Linked DNA regions of Homo sapiens: region 2 is linked to region 1. Evidence: read pairs that join two places in POLR2A ChIA-PET (ENCODE). Cell type or tissue: PC-9. All regions are shown on one strand.

Evidence for each region. ChIA-PET counts read pairs that join two places held together with the same protein. Peaks named below come from ENCODE experiments on the same cell type or tissue, not always from the same donor. Only the 100,000 strongest peaks of a DNase experiment are listed, where the experiment ranks them.
Region 2: POLR2A ChIA-PET joins it to region 1 with 20 read pairs; 2 of 35 experiments call an interaction of 5 or more read pairs at or near these places.

The regions. Positions count from the first base shown.
Region 1 is chr3:126,222,675-126,227,674 of GRCh38, forward strand. The region is part of intron 1 of LOC124909426 (a long non-coding RNA gene); the gene reads left to right. Among named protein-coding and RNA genes, the nearest start is that of ALDH1L1, 45 kb to the left of the region's middle. In PC-9, no CTCF peak of the experiment used is centred here; no DNase peak of the experiment used is centred here.
Region 2 is chr3:126,394,128-126,399,127 of GRCh38, forward strand. It overlaps CFAP100 (cilia and flagella associated protein 100), which reads left to right and starts at 782. Exons shown (of 17, transcript NM_182628.3): 1 at 782-851; 2 at 1,815-1,922. The coding sequence starts at 1,874. CFAP100-DT (CFAP100 divergent transcript) reads right to left here and starts at 671. Exons shown (of 2, transcript NR_103789.1): 1 at 172-671. RefSeq lists an enhancer at 3,678-4,187. In PC-9, no CTCF peak of the experiment used is centred here; no DNase peak of the experiment used is centred here; H3K27ac peaks cover 342 bases.

The DNA.
Region 1 (5,000 bases):
CCATAGCTAACATCATACTCAACAGTGAAAAACTGAAAGCTTTCCCTCTAAGATCAGGAATGAGGCAAGGATCTCCCCTCTCACTACTTCTATTAAATATGGCATTGGAAGTCCTGGCCAGAGCAATTGGATAGTAAAAATATATAAAGGGCATCCAATTGAAAAGGAAGAAATAAAATTATCTCTGCTCACGGATGGCATGTTTTTTTATGTAGAAAACCCAGAAGCTTTCACACACAGAAAAACTATTAGAATTAATAGACAAATTCAGCAAGGTTGCAGGATTTTAAATCAGCAAACAAAAATCTTGCATTTCTATACAGCAATAGTGAACAACTTGAAAAAGGAAATTAAAAAAAATCCTATTTACAACAGCATTGAAAGAATGACATATTTAGTAATAAATCTACTCTAAAGAAGGAGAAAGACTTGTACACTAAAAACTGTAAAATATTGCTGGAAGAAATTAAGGAAGACTAAATACATAGAAAGATAGTTTGTGTTCTTAAGTTGGAAGACAATATTGTTAAGATATCTGTACTACCCAAAGTGATCTACAGATTCAATGCAACCCTTATCAAAATCCCAAAGGCATTGTTTGCAGAAATAGAAAAAGTCATTCTAAAATTAATGTGAAATCTCAAGAGATTCCAAATAGCTGAAACAATATTTTAAAAGAAGAACAAAGCTGGACTCACAAGCCCTGATATTCCTGATGTTAAAACATACTGCAAAGCTCCAGTAATCAAAACTGTGTGTTATCAACATAAAAACAGACAAATAGACCAATGGAATAGAAGAGAGGACCCCAAATGAACACTCGTGTATGGTCAAATGAACTTCAGCAAGGGTACTAAGATCATTCAATGGAGAAGGGAAAGTATTTTCAAGAAATCACATTAAGGAAAAAAACTGGATATCCACCTGCAAAATAATAAATTTGGACCCTTATAGCATATACAAAAATTAAGGTAAAATGGATTAAAGATGTAATACCTAAAACTATAAAACTAGAGTAAACTACAGGGGAAAATCTTCATGACATTGTACTTGGCATGATTTCTTGGATAATGACACCACAAGTACAGGCAACAAAAGCAAAAATAGGCAAATGGGACTGTGTTAAACTTTGCAAATGTTTATCGAAGGATAAGATCAACAGAGTGAACAGGCAAATCATATATCTGATAAGGGGTTAATAGCCAGAATTTACAAAAGAACTGTTATAACTCAACAACAAGAAATCAACCAGGTTTAAAAATGATCAAAAGACTTGAATAGATATTTCTCCTAACATTATTTACCAATGGCCAAGAAACAAATGAAAAGATGGCAACATCTCTAATCATCAGAGAAATTCAAATAAAAATCACATTGAGCTATCACCTCATACTCATTACAATGACTACTATTTAAAGAAAAAAGAAAAAAAAGAACAAATTGGAAACGATGTGGAGGACCTCATGTGCAGTGTTAGTAGGAATATAAAATGGTGCAGCCATTGTGGAAAACAATACAACAGTTCCTCAAAAAATTAAAAATAGAATTACCATATGATGCAGCAATTCCACTTCTGTTTAAATGCCCAAATGAACTGGAAGCAGTCCCCCAAAGAGATATTTGCACACCCATGTTCATAGCAACATTATTCACAACAGCTGATAGGTGAAAGCAACACAAATGTCCCTTTATGGATGAATAAATAAACAAAATGTGGTATGTGCCTACAAGGGAATATGATTTAGCCTTAAAAAGGAAGAAAATTTTGTCTTGTGCAACAACATAAATGAACTTTAAGGATATTATGCTAAGCGAAACAAGCCAGTCAGAAAAAAGAGGAGTACAGGTCATCACTGATTTATGATGTTTTGACTTACAATTTTTCCACTTTACAATGGTGCGAAAGCAATATCCATTTAGTAAAAACCATATTTGAAATTTAGATTTGGATCTTTCCCAGGCTAAGGATATTCAGTACCATGGTCTCTTTCAACGCTGGGCAGTAGCTACGAGTCACAGCTTCCACACTTGTTTGCCAGTCAATTTTGCCCAACTGTGGGCTAATGTAAGTGTTCTGAGCACGTTTAAGATAGGCTAGTCCAAGCTATGATGTTCAATAGGTTAGGTGTATTAAATGTATTTTTGACTAACCACAGGTTTATCAACATAATTCCATTGTAAGTCGAGGAGTATTTGTACTGTATGATCCTGCTGTAAGAGCTATCTAAAGTAGCTGGATTCATAGCAACAGAAAGTAGAACGGTGGTGACCAAGGGAAGAAGGGAAGGAGAGAAGGGGAGCTGCTGTTTAATGGGCATAGACTTGCAACTTGAAAAAGCTCCAGAGAGATTTGTTTCACAATAATGTGAATAGATGTGACACCTCAGCACTATACACTTAAAAATGGTTAAAATGGTACATTTTGTGCTATGTATTTTTTACTACAATTATGTGTGTGTGTGTGTGTGTGTGTGTGTGTGTGTGTGTATGACATGTATCTCTATAAAGGGGAGGGCCCCATCATCACACACAGTCCCCCAGGCTTCCTTCCCATCCCCATCTCCAGTTCCACCGTAGCCAGCATTTCAAGTTTGGTCCACAAAATATCCCACAACTTTGTTTTAAATGCACAGATAAGCCTTATACATATGTGGAAAGTATTTAAGTGGTATTATATTGTATATCAGTATTTATCTATCATGTTTTGAAAAAGAAAAACTCTCTATGGACCTAATCAAACTTTTCAAAGTACATTAGGGAAAACAGAATTTAGCTAGATTGGGGTTAACTTATGTTAAGAACAGCAGGTTTCTCCAAGACTCTCCAAGATGGATTCTTATCACATTCTCAAATGCACAAAGGAAAAGAGTTTGGTGACTCTGGAACCAGAATGGGGGTTGTGGAGGCCGTTGTTTGCCCTGTGGTCTCAGTTCTTTATGGATCTAAGAAGAGTTGTTAATTTTCAGTTTGGTTTTGCTTTCTTCTTATTACAAGGATGGGAGTGAAGACCAATCTCCTTATATTTCACACCAAAAACCAGAAGTCCCAAAACATTTCAAAGTCTAAATACAGTTGATACTTTTCATAGAAAATATAAATGACCAAGAAGTAGTAGAAAAAGTAAATAAATCAATAAATATTCATGGCATGGAAAACCCCTTTAATTTAAAAAGTATCTGTCACAAGCCAACAACTTACGACAAGTTGAATGATTAAACACTAGAGACAAACATATGCATTATTCATGATCTAAGATCCCAGAAACCCTTTAAAATCCTTGGGATCAATTAAATCTCACAATCAGGTTTTTTTTTTCAGATTTCTCAAAGATAATGTCATACATATATTATACCTTGGAAAACAACCCCAATGAGGACCGGGAGGACAGTCCATAATCGAGCACATTACTGCCTAGGTCACCAAATGCTCTTGCCCCAAGTTGTATACTTGAAGAGTATAAATAGTCCTCATTGGTTCAGGCCAGATTTTATTACCCAAAGAGTTTGCCACAGACCTTAGATTTCAGAGTTTTTTGGCATTTAGGAATTGCAGGTGAAGTGCTGTAAACCTATAACTATCAATCAAAGTTGTTCATAAACTTCTAGACAATGCAATAGGACAAAAAAAAAAGCTTAAAAACATTGGAAAGAAAAGAGACAAAATTGTCATTATATTAATTGTCCATTTCTAGAAAATAAGAAAGTACAGAAAACTAGGTTTTAGAGTGTTTTTTAATTCAATATTTTCTATATACATACATATAACATACGTGTGTGACATGTGTGTATGTGCATGTATGTAAGAATGGGTAACACCCTTCTTTTCACCCAGATGGAGATTGAGGAGAGAGAGTAACTGTTCTTGGCAAATAATTTAATCCAGTCTTTTCTAGACTGTGCATTTCTAAGGCTCTAATTGTGTTGCTAAGGGAGAGGTGTTTATAGCAGGTTTGTGGCTGCTTTCTTACCCTGCTAAGCCTGAAAGGGAAGCAGAAAAAGAACAAAGAACTAAATACCACTTTGGATAATAGTGTGATTTACTGATTCCATGGGAGGAAGTGTGTTCTTCCTAATTAAGAGTCAGTTAGGAGACATTTTCTTCCTTGCTGTGGCAAGAACTAATGTTTGTCCTTAAGAAAGACATGTTTGTGCTTAAGTCAACAGACACTCTGTACCATACATAGATTAATTTCCAAATGGACTAAACATTTAAACATGAAACATCAATAAAATTATTTCAATAAGATATAGAATAGTAATCCTAAAACCTTGGAATCGAAAGTGTTTTCATTCTCAGACGTCCAAAAGAAACAATTTGACTCATTTAACCATGTAAAAATATATAATTTTTATGGTAAAAAAAAACACCAAAAATCTTAAAAGAGGAAGTCACTGGTAAAAGTATTCACAACTAAAATGATCACAGAGGGTGTAATCGTTGAATTGTGCTCCTCAAAAAATATCTGTTGCACTCCTAACCCCAGTACCTCAGAATGTGACCTTATTTGGAAATGGGATCTTTTCAAAAGTAAGTGCCTCATATGAGGCATTAGGGTGGGCCCTGATGCAATATGACTGGTGTATTTGAGTATTTGAAGTGGGAGAATACTTGATGCCAGAGATGGGAGGCCAGGAAGAAATAATAAATTTACAATGCACAGCAAACACCATCTTTTAGGGAGAATTCTGGGAATATGGTAACCTGAGCCCAGATCCATTTCCTTCATTCCCACATGTACCTTTTCTGCACCAATCAGCTGCTGAGACTCTGAGCATCTATCTGGGTGCTCATGCAGCCTGGGCTTCTATGAGCATCTCAAAAAGAAGACCTCTGTGGTGCCTTCTCCCCAGTAGCTCAGTGGCAGGTGCCTGGAAGTCAACACTGGGGAGCTGCTAGGAAAATCCTGGGAAGCCTTGGGGGAAGTTCCCATCAGCCCCATGAGCCTGCCTGGTTTCCCTGGTCAAGAAGATACTAAATGTGGGCTGAGTCCTCCTGACCCT
Region 2 (5,000 bases), 170 kb after region 1:
AATCTCTCAATCCCCATAGATACTGGGAAAATCTAGGAACATGTTCAGAACTCAAAGAGGGGTCTTCTGCTGCTGCTTTTTGTGGGGAGACAGGATCCCTGAGCTGGGGGACCAGACATCCTGGTGCCCCTGGCTTCAAGCAGCTGGTGGATCTGCGCGCTCAAAACTTGCCCTGGTCTGTATGGCCTCATCCTCTCGCTTGTCCCACTATGATGGATCTCGCTCGCTCCGTAGAGCAGTGGCTTTGCAACCCTAGCCAGCACTGGGGTCGCGCGTGGACTTGTCAGGACACACATTGCTGGGCTCCACCCCGAGTTTCTGATTCTGGGGCGAGGATTGAAAACTTGCTTTTCTAACGAGTTCCCAGCATTTTCGATGCTGCTAGTCCTGAGACCATACTTTGAAAACCGCCCCTCTAGAAAGTGCGATCCCTCCCCAGGAAAGAAGCAGGGCTATTTTTGCTCCAAAAGTATCCATCCTGCACGCCCTCTTCAGTGCTTGGCACGTGGCGAATAAACCAATCAGGATGAAAGGAGCCAACCCAAGTGCGGAGTGTTGAACCTCAGAGGAAGAAACCCGCGTTCACCAGGCCCAGGCCTGGGCCAGGCGCTGTCCTGGCGGCGTCAGGGAGGACATCGTGCCCAGAGCTCGGACCCAGCAGCCCGGCCCCGCGCCCTCCCTGTCCCGCGGCCCGCAGGCCCAGCCCTCAAGCGCCCAGCCTCCGCGGCCTTTGTGGCGTCACAGCCAGCCTGAAGAATGGTTGCCTTGGAGACGTAAACCCAAGAGCCCTGCTCCTGGAGCTGAGAACTGCAGCGCGGAGGCTTCGGAGCGAGCCGGGGCAGTCGGGGTCGGTGGGTGCGCTCGCGGTCCGGGGAGAGGGGGCGCGCGGGGTCCGTGAGGGCGCGTGGGGGCGGCGGCAGGGGTGCGAAACCAGGGCCCGAGGGGCGCGCGTGGCCGGGAGCGGACTTGCAAGGCGCCTTCCAAGGCTGCCCGCTCGCATGCCACTTGCTTGAAACACACCCATCTACCATCCACCCCATCTGTCCTACCATCCCTGTGCACCTCGCTGTGTGGCTCGGGGCCTTGCAGAGCGCGGGTGTTAGGAGGCGACCCTGCGAACCCCAGGCTCACCCAATAGGGGGCTGCAGCAGGAATGCGGCAGGAATGGCACAAGCTTAGAGTGGGGGCCCTTTCCAGAGGCAGCCCCTCCTGACTGTGACTTTGGACACCTCGCTGAATCTCTGCTTCCTCCCCTGCAAAAATGAAAATTCATTCAATGGATGAAGTTAAGAAGTGCCAAGGGTATGTCAGGAGCTTGGATGAGCAGAAAAGACCCCCCTGTTCTCATGGAGCTCACATTTTAGGGGGAAATAGACAACGAATGGATTTTTAAAGTGATAATCAGATAGTGGGAATTGCAGAGAAGAAAATAAAGGCCACATGGGGGTGGGGAGGAAGAAACCACTTTGGATGGGATGGTGAGAGGTCTCTCTAAAGAGGTGACATTTGAGCTCGGAATTGAAGAGAAGGAAGCCCAGCACCCCCAGCTGGGTATGGGAGAATATTTTTTGGCCGAGGAGGCCGAAAATGCAAAGGCTTGAGGCCAAGATTGATGTGTTCTAAGCACAGAAAAAGTAGGCAGCTAGAGCCAAGTCCAGGAGGTGAGAGTGGACCCTCGGGTGGGAGAGGCAGGGAGCCGGCAGGTGTCCCCACAAGGTGAGCCCTCAGCAAATGTCGGTGGCTGTCAGCCACCCAGGGGGAAGGAAGCTCTGGGCTTGGGGACCACCAGGCTCAAGCACTGTGTCACTCCTCAGGTGAGGATCTCCTTTAGAAGAGGAGAAGCCTTGCATCAACCTCTTGGGCCTCAGCCAAGATGTCTGAGATACCGTCCACTATAGTCTCCAAGAACATGACCAATGACAGTAAGTACCGGGCCAGGGTGGGCACTCTCAGAGGTCAGGGGCAGCTTCGGAGCCTGTCCAGCTCCCTCACAGGTTAAGGTAGCTCTAAACCAAACACTAGGCAGGAGTCATAGATCTGCCTACTTCCCTTGAAACAAGGCATATGGATTGCCTGCAGCTGCTGTAACAAAGCACCACCACAAACTGGGGGGCTGGAGTCACAGACATTTGTTTTCTCAAGCTCTGGGGGCTGGATGTCTGAGATCAAGTTGTCCAAAAGGCTAGGTCCCTCCAAGGGCTCTGAGCGAGAACCCATTCCGGGCCTCTCTCCTGGTTTCCAGAGCTTTGCAGGCAATCCTTGGTGCTCTTTGGCTTGTAGAAGCATCACTCCCATCTCAGCCTTCCTGCCCATGTGGAATTCTGCCTGTGTGTGTCTGTGTCCAAATTTCCCCATTTTACAGGGACCCCATCACATTGGATTGGAGGCCTACCCCGCTCCAGAATGGCCTCAGCTTAGTGAATTACAGCTGCAAAGACCTTATTTCCAAACAAGATCACATTCTGAGACAGTAGGGGTTGGGACTTCAACATACGAATTGGGATGACACAGTTCAACCCACAACAGACCATGAGGAAGGTGTCACCGTGAAGGTGAGCTTCTCTCAGCACCCCTCTGACCACAAATGCCAGGCTGGGCTCCAAGGAGGTGGTCAGCTGGCGCTAGGCCCTGGATGAAACATGCCTGCCCTAGTGGAATTGCATGCATTTGCCAAGATCTCACACAGGGCGACGCTGAGGGAGGCTGCCCAGGCCTACCTGGGGCCCTTCAGCTTTTTTATTGGAATTTAATTTGGTTTTGACCAGGCATAGTATTCCATGGTTCAAAATTCAAAAGTGTGTTAAAAGCCCCTCATTGTGAAAAGCCTCTCCCACCCTGTCAAAGGCATACAGTGCCCCTTCCTTAGAGATGGCCACTGTCCCCTGTCTCTTCTAGGCTACCAGCTCAGTGCACATACAGGCAAATGTGTGTAGATGAGGTTTGTTCTTTTCTTACACGGAGATCACACAATGAAAACCCTGTCTGCACCTTGATTTTTTTAATTAACCCATACATTGTAGAGACTGTTCCTTATCAATACATCAAGAATTCCCTTATACTTTTTGTGCTTTTGAGTAGAATAGTAATCTTTCAGTATGGCTGTATCATAATTTATTAACCAATTCTCTGTTCATATGGGTGATTAGCTTGTTTCAGAAAGTGTGCTGCTATAAACAGTGACCCCCACCATTACACTTAGGTGTGCACACGCTCTCTCGTTCTTTTTTTGCTCCAGAGTAAATTTTAAAATGAAGAAGGGCTGGAATAAGGTTTAAAAACAAAGATGGCTTTGAAATGTTTATAGATAACAAATTAACTCTCAATGTGCCCATAAAACAATGCAGATAATTATGCTACCACAAGACAGTTGAAGGACATGTAAACTATATTGATTTGTTTATTGGTATGAGGGGGAGTGCCTAGTTGGGGTACCCTATGACCCTGTGGCATTGGTAATTCCTCGAGATTGATTGAGGGCCTGTGCATTTGTGAGAAAACCAGGCCAGACAGGCAGAGCCAGGATTGGCACCCAGGGCCAGGGGTCTCAGAGTCAGGTGGGTCAGGGAGGTTGGCATGGGCAAGGTGGGCAGGGGACCTGGCCAGGGGCTTCAGTCAAGAGGACTGCTGAGCTCTGTGTCCTGGGGTCAGCTGCAGGAGCTGGGACAAAGGTAGGGGCCAAAATGACACTGAGCCACCTGGAGTGAGAGGTTTGGGGATGCTGAGCCAAGTACAGATAGGACCCCCCCTCAACCAGAGGGCCCAGGGCAGGGGCCTGGAGGCCAAGTAGGGAAAGGGCATTCTAGGCGGCTGGCCAGGCCCAAAGGCCCTGAGGTGGGAGTGGGCGTGGTGTGTTCAAGGGAGAGACAGGAGGCCAGCATGGGCCAACTGGGTAGGGCCTGTGGCCCGGGAGGACTATTGGCCTCTGCCCAGATGACGGGAAGGATTTAAGAGGGAGACTGCTCAGTGTCTAGCTTTATGACTTTTGTGATGAGAACGCTGTTCCCTAAGCCTTGGCAGAGGGGCTGGTTTGGCCACAGCCTCCTTTGAGGCATCAGGGCGGGCAGGGGTGGGGGCTGCAGGAATGCCCGGAGCTCTGGCCCTGCACCCTCAGCACCCAGCCCAGTGCGGGGCCAGTTCCAGGAGAGGCACTGGGGTCGCGCGTGGACTTGTCAGGAGAGGGCCTGCGGCTGGTCCCTCTGGGCCAGAACCCTGCCTGAGCCTCACTGTGGGTGTGGAGAGTTTGTTCCTTGAGCGGCCAAATATATTTCCCAAGACACCAGGCTCCAGGTACAAGACTCCAGAAGGAGCAGGTTGGGAGAGGCTTGCCCCTGCTGAAGGAGCCGTGTGCATGCGCGTCAGGCCAGGATGCCCTGCAGGCTCTCACTGCTGCTTCTCAAGTGCACGTCCCCCACAATGGGAGCATTCAGGAAGGGCATGGGGTCTAGAGAGGTTGTTAAACCACAGATGGCCAGGCCTTCCCCCTGCCAGTTCTGGCTATGAGGGATGCGAAGGGCTGGAGGCAGGAGTTTAATTTGGCAGTGTGGAGAAACATGATCTTCAGTAATCTAACCTTCATCTTGGGACATCCGAAGCCTGGCCTGGTGGCCTCGTGGGCAGAGTGGGCCATCCACACATGCAGCCCACATCAGGCCACTCAGGGACCCACAGTCACTTCACTAATGTTCATGGAGCACCTACCGTGTGTCAGGCACTGTGCTGGGCTGGGGCACAGAGGGCCATGAGACGGAGGCGCCTGCTCTCTGAGCATTTAGTAGAGTGCAGCAAACAGCTCTCAACTTCACCGGCTCCATCCATTCCTGCAGCCCTGGCCAGGCCAGGCCTGGTTCACTCCCACTCAGTGTCTTGGCACTGCTGTGTCCTCCACAGGGAATGCTCTTCTCCCCAGTTTCCCTGGGACTCCCTCCCTCACACCCCACAGGAGCTCATTTAGATGTCAGCTCCACAGGGAGGCCTCCCCTAAACAAGGTAAAACGCGGTGC